Regions from separate parts of the Homo sapiens genome. Here region 2 is linked to region 1. Evidence: read pairs that join two places in POLR2A ChIA-PET (ENCODE). Cell type or tissue: Panc1. All regions are shown on one strand. Each heading gives the region's core, and the rest is flanking DNA. Links, peaks and the distances in the headings are about the cores only. Region 1 overlaps EFCAB5 (EF-hand calcium binding domain 5). Region 2 overlaps SSH2 (slingshot protein phosphatase 2).

The links. Peaks named below come from ENCODE experiments on the same cell type or tissue, not always from the same donor. Only the 100,000 strongest peaks of a DNase experiment are listed, where the experiment ranks them.
Region 2: POLR2A ChIA-PET joins it to region 1 with 13 read pairs; 2 of 35 experiments call an interaction of 5 or more read pairs at or near these places.

What each region holds. Positions count from the first base shown.
Region 1 is chr17:29,958,136-29,961,060 of GRCh38, forward strand. The region is part of intron 3 of EFCAB5 (EF-hand calcium binding domain 5); the gene reads left to right. Among named protein-coding and RNA genes, the nearest start is that of EFCAB5, 18 kb to the left of the region's middle. In Panc1, for the core only: no CTCF peak of the experiment used is centred there; a DNase peak (open chromatin) is centred at 1,392.
Region 2 is chr17:29,765,615-29,768,539 of GRCh38, forward strand. All of the region lies in intron 3 of SSH2 (slingshot protein phosphatase 2), which reads right to left. Among named protein-coding and RNA genes, the nearest start is that of SSH2-AS1, 130 kb to the left of the region's middle. In Panc1, for the core only: no CTCF peak of the experiment used is centred there; no DNase peak of the experiment used is centred there.

The sequences.
Region 1 (2,925 bases), core at 212-2,711:
CCTGTAATTTTATTTTATTAAGAAAAAAATATTGTAGCTGAATATTGTTATCTTTTTCTGGAAAATCTTCTGTTTTTATCCTTTTAAATAAACTTTCTACCCAAATCTCTCTCTCTACCTTCTCTTTAAGGTCAATAACTCTTAACTTGGTCCTTTTGAGTCTATTTTCTAGATACTGCAGTCATGCTTAGTTCTTTTTTATAGTTTTGTCTCCTCTGACTGTGTATTTTCAAATAGCCTGTCTTCAAGCTCACTAATTCTTCTGCTTGATCAATACTGCAACTGAGGGAACATCATACATTCTTCAGTACATTAATTGAATTTTTCAGCTCCAGAATTTCTGCTTGATTTTTAAAAGATATTTCAATCTGTTTGTTAAATTTATCTGATACAATTCTGAATTCCTTCTCTGTGCTATCTTGAATTTCATTGAGCTTCCTCAAAACAGCTATTTTGAATTCTCTGTCTGAAAGGTCAGATATCTCTGTGACTCTGGGATTGGTCACTGTGTTCTCTTACTTTGTTTGATAAGGTCATGATGTTTGTGGATGTTCATTGATGTCTGGGCATTGAAGAGTTAGGTACTTACTGTGGTCTTCACAGTCTGGGCTTGTTTGTACCCATCCTTCTTGGGAATGCTTTCTAAGTATTCAAAGGGAATTGAGTGTTGTGATCTAAGCCTTCAGTCACTGCAGCCATATCTGCATTAGAGGGCACCCCAAACCCACTAACACTGTGAATCTTGAAGCCTTGTAGAGGTACTGCCTTGGTTGTCTTGGGTAAGATCCAGGAGAATTCCCGGGATTACCAGGCAGAGACTCTTGTTCTCTTCCCTTACATCTCCCCAACCCCCTGCCAAAATGGAGTCTGTCTCTCTCTCTGTGCTGAGCTGCCTGGACTTATGGGAAGAGTGACACAAGCCCCGCTGTGGCCACCATCACTGGGACTGTGCCAGGTCCAACCTGAAGCCGGCACAGTACTGAGTCTCACCCAAGGCCTTTGGTAACTATTGTCTGGCTACTGCTGATGTTTATTCAAGGCCCAAGGGCTCTTTAGTCAGCAGCTAGTAAATTCAGCCTGTGTCTTTCCCTTCAGGGCAACGAGTTCCTTTCTGGCCCAGAGTGAGTCTAGAAATGCTGTCCAGGAACTAGAGCCTAGAGTTGATACATTTAGAAATCTACTTGGTGTTTCATTTTACTGTAGCTTAGCAGGCACCCAAGTTGCAAGACAATATGCTTTTTACTCTTCCCTCTTTTTTCTTCAAGCAGAAGGAGTCTTTTCCATGACCACCACAGCTGGGAATGTACTGGGTCATACCTGAAGCCTGCACGGCACTGGGTCTCACCCAAGGCAGTGAGTACTGCCTGGCTACCACTGATGTTTATTCAAGGCCCATGGGCACTTTAGTCATCAGGTGATGAATCCTACTGGGTCCTTTCCTTCAAGAGAGTAGATTCCCTTCTGGCCCAGGATGTGTCTAAAATTGTCATCTGGGAGGCAGGGCCTAGCATGGGGACTCCAGGACTCTGCTTGGTACTTTATTTTACTGTAGCAGAGCTGGTATCCAAGTTGCAAGACAAAGCCCTCTTTACTGTCCTTTCTCCTTTCCTTAATTGGAAGGAGTCTCTGCCGAAGCTACGAGCTGCACTGTCTGGAGTTGGGGGAGGGGTGACACAACCACTCCCTTGGCTGCCCTAGCTGGTGTCTCACTAGGTCATGTACACCCCAAGTCCACTGGCTTTGAGCCCAGTACAGCACCAAGACTTGCCCAGGAACTACAGTCCTTATAGCCTAGATTTCCTTTCAAGTTTATTTAGAACCCCAGAGCACTTTAGCCCTCAGTGGTGGGCTAGCTGGAACTCAGGTACTGACTGCTGGGATGGAAAATTCCCCTCTGGCCAGGGCTGGTCTAAATGCTCCCTCTGTGGGCACCAGCTGAATTCTACCCCATGTTGCTTTCCACTGTGACAGGGCAACACTGCGTGACAATGCAAAATCCCACAGTCACTGTGCTCTCCCTGCCCCAAGCATCATATTCTGTCTCTGTACTGTGAGGCCACTGCTGGGGGATGGAGGAGGGGTGGTATACGCATTTCAAGACTGTCTTTCCTATTCTCAGTGCCTCTTTCCTTGATATGATATTAAAACCAGGTATTGTGATCAGTCACCTGATTTTTGGTTCTTATGAAGGTGCTTTCTTGTGTGGATAGTGGTTCAATGTGGTGTTCCTGTGAGGGGGATGATCACTGGAGGGTTCTGTTAGGCCATCTTGCTCTGCCTCTCTCAAAATTTCATTTTTTGAAATATTTTATTTTAAGTTCTGGGATACATGTGCAGGATGTGCAGGTTTGTTACATAGGTAAACATGTGCCATGGTTGTTTGGTGCACCTATCAACCCGTCACCTAGGTATTAAGCCCCACATGCATTAGCTATTTATCCTGATGCTCTCCTTCCCCTACCCCCAAAATTTCATTTTTTCAATGGGTGAATGATATTTCATTGTACATCTATACCTCATTTTGTTTACCCATTCATCTGTGAATGGATGCTTGAGTTGTTTCCACTTTTACTGATTATGTATACTGCTGCCATGAACACTGATGTGCAAGTATCTGGGCCCCTGCTTTCAATTTTTTTGGATATATACATAGAAGTGGGATTTCTGGGTCATATGTAGTTCTAGGTTTACCTTAAAAAATTAAACTATATTACTATTATTGATTATTATTATTATTTTTTTAAGAGACAGGGTCTTGGTATGCTACCTAGGCTGGAATTGAACTCCTGGGCTTAAGCAATCCTCCCACCTCAGCCTGCCAAGTATCTGGGACTACAGGCACATGCCACTGTACCCAGCTCTACGTTTAATGTTTTGAGAAGCCACAAGAGTTTTCCACAATAGCTGCATCACTTTGCATTCCCA
Region 2 (2,925 bases), core at 208-2,707, 190 kb before region 1:
AGAAGTTCCAGATTCTAGCTGCTTTGTCTATGGGCAAACCTTAATCTATCCTAGCCCTACTTTCTTTAATCTTAAACTGAGGTAATGTTTACCTCACGGGCTGATTAAGATACAGGGACAAAAGGCTGGGCATGGTGGCTTATGCCTGTAATGTCAGCATTTTGGGAGGCCGAGGCCGGTGGATCACTTGAGGTCAGGAGTTCAAGACCAGCCTGGCCAACATGGTGAAACTCCTTCTCTATTAAAAATACAAAAATTAGCCAGGCGTGCTGGTGGGCGCCTGTAATCTCAGCTACTTGGGAGACTGAGGCAGGAGAATCGCTTGAACCTGGGAGGCGGATGTTGCAGTGAGCCAAGATCGCACTGCTGCACTCCAGCCTGGATGACAGAGTGAGACTCCGTCTCCAAAAAAAAAAAAAAAAAGATACAGGGACAAAAGTACTTTGTGAACAACACCAAATTCAAATTTATTATTATTATTATCATCATCATCATCCATAAATTGGTCAGTCAGCTTTCAATAATAGAAAGCTAATTGTATTTGTTTTCTTTCATTACCCTGAAGTTGACAAATGAATGAATGAACATTAAAATACCTGTCTGGGCACAGTGGCTCACACCTGTAATCCTAGCACTTTGGGAGGCGGAGGCAGGAGAATTGCTTGAACCCAGGAGTTTGAGACCAGCCTGGGCAAGATAGTGAGACCCTGTCTCATTAAAAAAATAAAAATAATGCAGGAGGCTGAGGCAGGAGAATCGCTTGAACCCGGGAGGTGGAGGTTGCAGTGAGCTAAGATCGCGCCACTGCACTCTAGTCGGGGCAACAGAGTGAGACGCTGTCTCAAAAAAAAAAATAATAATAATAAAGAAAAAAATAAAATATATGCAAATTTCCCCTATGTACCACCATTTCATCCAAGAAGTCTTTACTATGATTGTTTGCCAGGTAGTTTTACATTAACTCAGTATTACCGTCTGTAGTAATGTGAGATGTGCAGTGCTCAATTTTTGTATTTTTAAAGCTTTCATGTAATAGCTTTAACTTACATAATTTTAGTTTTAAAATACTTACTCATAAGAAAAAATGATTATACCACAGGACCTATTTGTATTTTTATGTTTTCTCTAAGGGCTCGATGTAGAAAAATAAACAGTAAGTTAATCCCCTGAGTATCAAAAGGAAGAAAACCAACACTTAGAATTACAGAGTAATGCAACATTCTGTCTCCTGTTAATCTGTAAAACACTAGGACAAAACTCTCAAGATAATATCTGAATTTTCACCAAGAGGTATCTTACTACACTTAGTCAATGGCATTCTTTATATAATACAATAAACCAAACTTTGTAAACAAAGGCACTTAAAAGCAATCATGTTTTGCAATCACCATGTGGCTAATTTTTAAAAAAAGAATATCTGACCATAGTTTTAAACACTGGATTAAGCAATGTCACTGAACCTTTATAGTCTTTTCCATGGAACTTTTCCTCCATAAGAGCAATGGAAAACACTGAAAAGATCTGCCTATCAACTCTAGGAGAGGTGATCTCTAAGGCATTCATCCCCCCATAGTCTTAAACACCATATGCTCCTGTAGGAAGAGATGCTGAAATGCTGCTTTCTTCAGGTTACAAAAGCCCCAAACTCTATTGTTTAGTAAAAATAATAGGTATTTACAGATCACTTTTCACATCAAACACACTTTACAAAACATTTAACCATTTAGTCCCCACTTTATCTCTTTAAACGTTTTCTTTTTTCTTTTTTTTTTTTAGACCTCTCAGGGATGAAACATTTTATTTTTTAAACTAGTTTTTTTTTTAAATAACATTAACACATGCTGAATGCTTAAATCTTTTTAGAATTCAGAAAGGTAAAATGAAAGTCACCATTCTCATTCTCATCATCTTACTCCCAGAGATGATTGTTATTAATATTTCCAGAAATTTTGCTTGTATATGCAAACAGCAATATATTGTAGCTGCTCTTTAAGAAGCATACATGCACACACACGCACACACACACACACACACACAGAATTATACATATTATTCTACTTGCATTTCCCCCTACTTATCACTATACCTTAGACATTTTTCCATGTTATTGTAAGTCTCCCTCATTCTTTTAAAGGAGTATAAGGCATTTTATTGTACAATCATATATAATCTATTTAAATAGTCCTTTACTTATGGGCATTTAAGTTGTTTCCAGTCTTTACTATTATATACAATATCACTATGAACATGTGTTTGTATAATTTTTGTTCATGTCATGACAGGGATATTGAAAAAAATATTTGTGCATACATGTGAATATACTTGTTGGATCAACACCTAGAGGTGGAATTGGCAGTTTGAAATATTTTAAACATCTTAGGACCTGGTAGATATTATCAAACTGCCTACCTAAAGAGTTTAGTTTTTTATTTTCCTGTGCATTATTAGTGTCTCCTGCTACTCCATGATCTATTAAATTAACTCAGGGCCCAAGATGCTCTTCTATACCCTGTCTTTTACACATTACATTAAAAGCTAAAAATATATATATTAGAAAAGTAAAATATGTTTATGGGAATAAAGTAGAAAATTTATAAAGAAAAATATTATGAGGAACTATATTATGGATTATTTTTTCCAAAGAACTACTTAGACTATAACAAGATAAATGTAAATTTTTTTTTTTTTTTTTTTTTGAGACAGGGTCTCGCTCTGTCATCCAGACTGGAGTGCAGTGGCACAATCACAGCTCACTGCACTCTTAACCGCCTGGGCTCAAGCAGTTCTCCTGGCTCAACTTCCAAGTAGCTGGGACTGCAGGCATGTAACACCACACCTGTCGAGACGAAGTCTTGCCATGTTGCCCAGGCTGGTTTCAAACTTCTGGGCTCAAGCGATCCTCCTGCCTTGGCCTCCCAAAGTGTG